2 separate regions of the Homo sapiens genome follow, and region 2 is linked to region 1. Evidence: read pairs that join two places in POLR2A ChIA-PET (ENCODE). Cell type or tissue: PC-9. All regions are shown on one strand. Each heading gives the region's core, and the rest is flanking DNA. Links, peaks and the distances in the headings are about the cores only.

Evidence for each region. Peaks named below come from ENCODE experiments on the same cell type or tissue, not always from the same donor. Only the 100,000 strongest peaks of a DNase experiment are listed, where the experiment ranks them.
Region 2: POLR2A ChIA-PET joins it to region 1 with 13 read pairs; 5 of 35 experiments call an interaction of 5 or more read pairs at or near these places.

Annotation. Positions count from the first base shown.
Region 1 is chr13:79,458,747-79,461,663 of GRCh38, forward strand. No RefSeq gene overlaps it. Among named protein-coding and RNA genes, the nearest start is that of NDFIP2, 21 kb to the right of the region's middle. In PC-9, for the core only: no CTCF peak of the experiment used is centred there; a DNase peak (open chromatin) is centred at 1,325.
Region 2 is chr13:79,529,425-79,532,341 of GRCh38, forward strand. The region is part of intron 2 of NDFIP2 (Nedd4 family interacting protein 2); the gene reads left to right. Among named protein-coding and RNA genes, the nearest start is that of LINC01068, 36 kb to the right of the region's middle. In PC-9, for the core only: no CTCF peak of the experiment used is centred there; no DNase peak of the experiment used is centred there.

The sequences.
Region 1 (2,917 bases), core at 323-2,822:
GGCTTAGCAATAGCACTTTTCTTTCTCTTTTATGAGTCCCCTCTCATCTTCTCCATGACCTTTATAGTTTTTTCAAACATCTTAGCTTTCTCAGAAAAGGGAAAAGGGGAAGCAGGGAGAGCTTAGGTAGAATTCCCTCAGCCTGTTCCCTAACCCTCTCTCCTCAAATGTTTGTGCCTGTTTTCCTATCCCTGAGCCATTTCTTCTTGTCTCAGATCTGAGGTCTTCCTGTTGAAAATTTTTCCCCTGGGCCAGGCACGGTGGCTCACGCCTGTAATCCCAGCACTTTGGGAGGCTGAGGTGGGTGGATCACCTGAGCTCAGGAGTTCAAGACCAGCCTGACCAACATGGTGAAACCCCATCTCTACTAAAAATACAAAAAATTAGCTAGTCATGGTGGTGGGCACCTGTAATCCCAGCTACTCAGGAGGCTGAGGCAGGAGAATGCTTGAACCCAGGAGGCAGAGGTTGCAGTGAACCGAGATCACACCATTTCACTCCGCCTGAGTGACAAGAGCCAAACTCCATCTAAAAAAAGAAAAAGAAAGAAAGAAAGAAAATCTTTCCCTTGCGTGGATTCCAGAAACTCAGCTACTCAGGGGTGTAGCTTCATCTCCAACTTATTGCTCCCTGCTGCTTCTTTTTCTTTGGCACATAAACAATCCAGGCTCTTTGATGTTTAACCAAAGGCCCCTCTTGGCTTTCTGTCACTCTTTCTTGGACACTCAAGCTCTTTGAGAAGCAGTCTGCACTGGTGGGTCCCAAACCTGACTAATCATCAGCATTACCTGGGAAATTTATTTAAACTATTCGTTCAAGGTCCCTCTCCAGACCTACTAAATCCCAGGGAAGGACCCTCCTATGCTTAGCCAGTTCTACCTCTTCAGTCCCTTTGGGCTCTGTCTCTGCCTTTGAGTGCCCACTGGCTCTGCTCTGGCTCAGGCAAGCATGACTCCTGCTAGGGATACTGTAGCTCTCTTTCAGCTGCTCTACCATGCCTTACATGCCTCTACTCTCCTGCAACACACTTCCAACTGATCCTCAATTTGAACGTCATAAATTCATACATCTTGTCACATTCCTAATTTGAGTCCTTAAAGGATTTCTCTTTGCCTTCAGGATAAAATCCAAATTCCTTGGCATGCCTAGCAGAGCTCCTATTTATGTCACCACTCCTAACTGTGCACCCCAATCATTCATCACTCCCCACCCCCCAAGAATACTTAATCACCTGCAATTTCTCCAGGCACTGCACCTTCTTGTTTCTCAGGTTTTACTTGTACAACGTCAAAGCTGCTTCTACTTGGAAAACCTTTAGTCCACCTCTTAACCCCAGTCCTCCTTATCCTCTAAGACACAGGAATTACTCATATGCCTGTCTGCCTTTACTACCAACAGTGAGCTCCTTGAGAACAGACAAGGTATCTGATTCATTTTCGTGGCCCTCACTGTATACCACAAGGTCATAATATTTAATAGACTGTTGTAGCTGCTTGTTAAAAGAAAGAATGCCCAGATGAACCACTGAATGATTAAATTAAAAAATATTTAAGGCCGGGGGTGGCTCACACCTGTAATCCCAGTACTTTGAGAGGCCGAGGTGGGTGGATCACGAGATCAAGAGATCGAGACCATCCTGGCCAACATGGTGAAACCCCGTCTCTACTAAAAATACAAAAATTAGCTGGGCATGGTGGTGCACGTCTATAGTCCCAGCTACTCAGGAGGCTGAGGCAGGAGAATCGCTTTATCTCAGGAGGCAGAGGTTGCAGTGAGCCGAGATTGCGCCACTGCACTCCAGCCTGGCTCTGTCTCAAAAAAAAAAAAAAAAAAAAATATATATATATATATATATATATATATATATATATATATATATACACACACACACACACACACACATATGTATATATTTAAATCCAACAAGTTATTTCCGAGGGAAGAAGTGTTAGAATGTAAATTAAAATTTCTAAAGGCAACTGAAACTTAGGATATAGATTTAGAAGTGGACAGGATTTCAAAGTTCATATAATCAATTTTACAAATGCTGGCACTTAAAAAAAAAATTAAAATACAAAATGTAACACAGGGCTGGGCGCAGTGGCTGACACCTGTAATCCCAGCACTTTGGGAAGCTGAGGCAGGCGGATCTTCTGAGGTCAGGAGTTCGAGATCAGTTTGGCCAACATGGTGAAACCCTGTTTCTACTAAAAAAACAAAAATTATCCAGGCACAGCGGTGGACGCCTGTAATCCCAGTTACTCGGGAGACTGAGGCAGGAGAATCGCTTGAACCCGAGAGGCATAGGCTGCAGTGAGCCAAGATCACACCACTGCACTCCAGCCTGGGCGACAGAGTGAGGCCCTGTCTCAAAAAAAAAAAAAAAAAAAGTAACTCAGGTTTATATATACACCTCATTAAAACCAACTGGGAGCGTATTTACCTGTTTCTTGTTTTGTTTTTTACCCTTGGCTCTCTCACATTTCTTTTATCTTCCTCTTCCCTATAAAGTCCTACAATGGCTACCAAATTTTCCTTTTTTTTTTTTTCCTTTTGACAGGGAGTCCCGCTCTGTCGCCCAGGCTGGAGTGCAGAGGCACAATCTCGGCTCACTGCAACCTTGGCCTCCCGGGTTCAAGCAATTCTCTGGCTCGGCCTCCCGAGTAGCTGAGATTACAGGTGTCCACCACCAGGCCCAGCTAATTTTTGTATTTTTAGTAGAGACGTGGTTTCACCATCTTGGCCAGGCTAGACTTGAACTCCTGACCTTGTGATCCACCCACCTTGGCCTCCCAAAGTGCTGGGATTACAGGTGTGAGCCACCGTGCCTGGCCTTAAATTTTACTTTAAGTTCTGGGATACATGTGCAAAACGTGCAGGTTTGTTACATAGGTATACATGTGGCATGGTGGTTTGC
Region 2 (2,917 bases), core at 230-2,729, 71 kb after region 1:
CATTGTTCCAGTTTTTAAAATTTACAGTTTTAATGTTACTGCCTTAAAATTTGTAAACATTGTTTTTACTTAGATTTTGCTTCTACTCTTTTAAAACTAAAGAAATCTGTTTACTTGACCACTTACGTTTTTACATCCTGATAATAAATCTTTTCTAAGAATTTGACTCTTGTCTCTTGTGTTTGGTAACATTCAGTATTATACTGCTAGTACCAATTCCATGTGATTAGATTAAAAATGACCTAACTTCAGGTCCTTAGCTCTTATTGATAGCACTAAAAATTGTTTTAAGACCTATATGCATGAAAATACAGTAGAAGTATTGCTAGAGTAAAATGTATTTTTAGGTTGAAAATGCAAGAAATTCTGTTAGACAAAATTGTAAACAAATGTAAAAAAATAAACGCATACTTCAGAAATATTGCTGGTTCATTTTCAGACTACTGAAGTAAAGCGAATATCTCAGTGAAAAGAGTCATATGAATTTTTTGGTTTCCCAGTGCATACAAAAGTTATGTTTACGCTATACTCTTAAGGGTGCAGTAGCATTATGTTTAAAAAATGTACATATCTTAATTTAAAACTTTACTGCTAAAAGATACTAATGATCATCAGAGCTTCAGTGAGTCATAATCTTTTTCCTGGTGGAAGATCTTGCCTCAGTGTTGATGGCTACTGACTGATCAGGGTGGTGGTTGCTGAATATTGGGGTGGCTATGGCAATTTCTTTTCTTTTTTTTTAGAGACAGAATTCAGTGGCGCTTTCATAGCTCACTGTAGTCTTGGATTCCTGGGCTCAAGCAACGCTCCTGCCTCAGCCTCCTGAGTAGCTGGTACTACAGGGACAGCTATTTAAAAAAAAAATTAGTATTTTTAAAGATGGAGTCTCCCCATGTTGCCCAGGCAGGTCTCAAACTCCTGGCCTCAAGTGATCCTTTAGCCTCAGCTTCCCGAGTAGCTGGGATTACAGGTGCCAGCTGCTGTGCCCAGCTCCAGCTGTGGCAATTTGTTAAAATAAGACAGCAATGAAGTTTGCTACATCAATTGACTCTTTGTTTTACAAAAGAATTGTCTGTAGCATGCAGTGCTGTTTATGGCATTTTACCCACACTAGGACTTCTTCCAAAACTGGAGTCAATTCTCTCAATCCCTGCCACTGCTTTGTCAGTTAAACTTATGTAATCTAAGTCCTTTTTTGTCATTTCAACGATGTTCACAGCATCTTCACCAAGAGTATCTCCCATCTCAAGAAATCACTTTCTTTGCTCATCCATAAGAAGCAACTGTTCATTCATTTAAGTTTTACCATGAGATTGCAGCAATTCAGTCACATTTTCAGGCCTCACTTCTGATTCTACTTCTCTTGCTGTTTCTCCCACGTCTGCAATTACTTTCTCCACTGAAGTCTTAAACCCCTCAGTCATCTATGAGGGTTGGAATCAACTTCCAACTCCTGTTAATGTTCATATTTTGACCTTCTCCCATGATCCTGAATGTTTTTAATGCCATCTAGAATAGTGAATCCTTTCCAGAAGCTTTTCAGTTTACTTTGTCCAGATCCATCAGAGAAATCACTATCTGTGGCAGCAATCGTCTTATGAAATATAGCTCTAAAATCATAAGACTTGAAAGTCAGAATGACCCCTTGATCCATGGGCTGCAAAATGGATGTTGTCTTAGTAGGCATGAAAACACCATTAATCTTCTTGTACATCTCCTTCAGAGGTCTTGAGTGACCAGGTGCATTGTCAGTGAGCAGTAATATTTTGAAAGATCTTTTTCTCCTGAGCTTTCAACAGTGGACTTAAAACATTCAGTAAACCATGCTATAAACAGGTGTGCTGTCATTAGGCTTTGTTGTTCCATTTATGGAGCAGAGTAGACTGAGCATAATTCTTAAGGGCTCTATGATCTTCAGAATGGTAAATGAGCATTGGCTTCAACTTAAAGTTCCCAGCTGAATTAAATCCTTATAAGAGAGTCAGCCTGTCCTTTGAAGCTTTGAAACCAGGAATTGACTCCTCTCTAGCTATGAAAGTCCTAGAAGGCATCTTCCAGTAGAAAGCTGTGTCATCTACATTGAAAATCTGTTGTTTAGCATAGCCACCATCATCAATGATCTTAGCTAGATCTTCTGCATAATTTGCTGCAGCTTCTACGTCAGCACTCGCTGCTTCATGTTGCACTTTTATGAAGATGGCTTCTTTGATTTAGCCTTATAAACCAACCTCTGCCAGCTGCCAACTTTTCTTCTTTACCTTCCTCACTTCTCTCAGTCTTCATAGAATTGAAGAGAGTCAGCACCTTGCTCTGAACCAGGCTTTGGCATATAGGAATGTTGTGGCTGGTTTGATCTTCTAACTGGAACTAGAATTTACTCCATATCAGCAATAAAGTAGTTTCCCTTTCTTATTACTCATGTGTTCACTGTAGTAGCACTTTTAATTGCCTTCAGGAACTTTTCCTTTGCATTCATAACTTGGCTGTTTGGAGCAAGAGGTCTGGCTTTCGGTGTATCTTGGCTTTTGCCATGCTGTCCTTGCTAGGCTTGATTGTTTCTAGCTTTTGAATTAGAGTGAGAGACGTGTGACAAAACACGTACAGTGTTTATCAATTAGGTTTCCTGTGTTCTATGGGCACAGTTTGTGGTGCCCCAAAACAATTACAATAGTGACATCAAAGATCGCTAATCACAGATCACCATAAAAGATACAATAGTGGCACTGGAAACATTTGAAATATTGCTAGAAGTACTGGGACAGAGACACAGAGTGAGCACATGCTCTTGGAAAAATGGTGCTGATACACTTGTTCAATGTGGAATTGCCGCCGCAAACCTTCAGTTTGTAAGAAACACAGTATTTGCAAAATGCACAAAAGCAAAGTGTATAAAACCAGGTATGCTTATATAAAACTA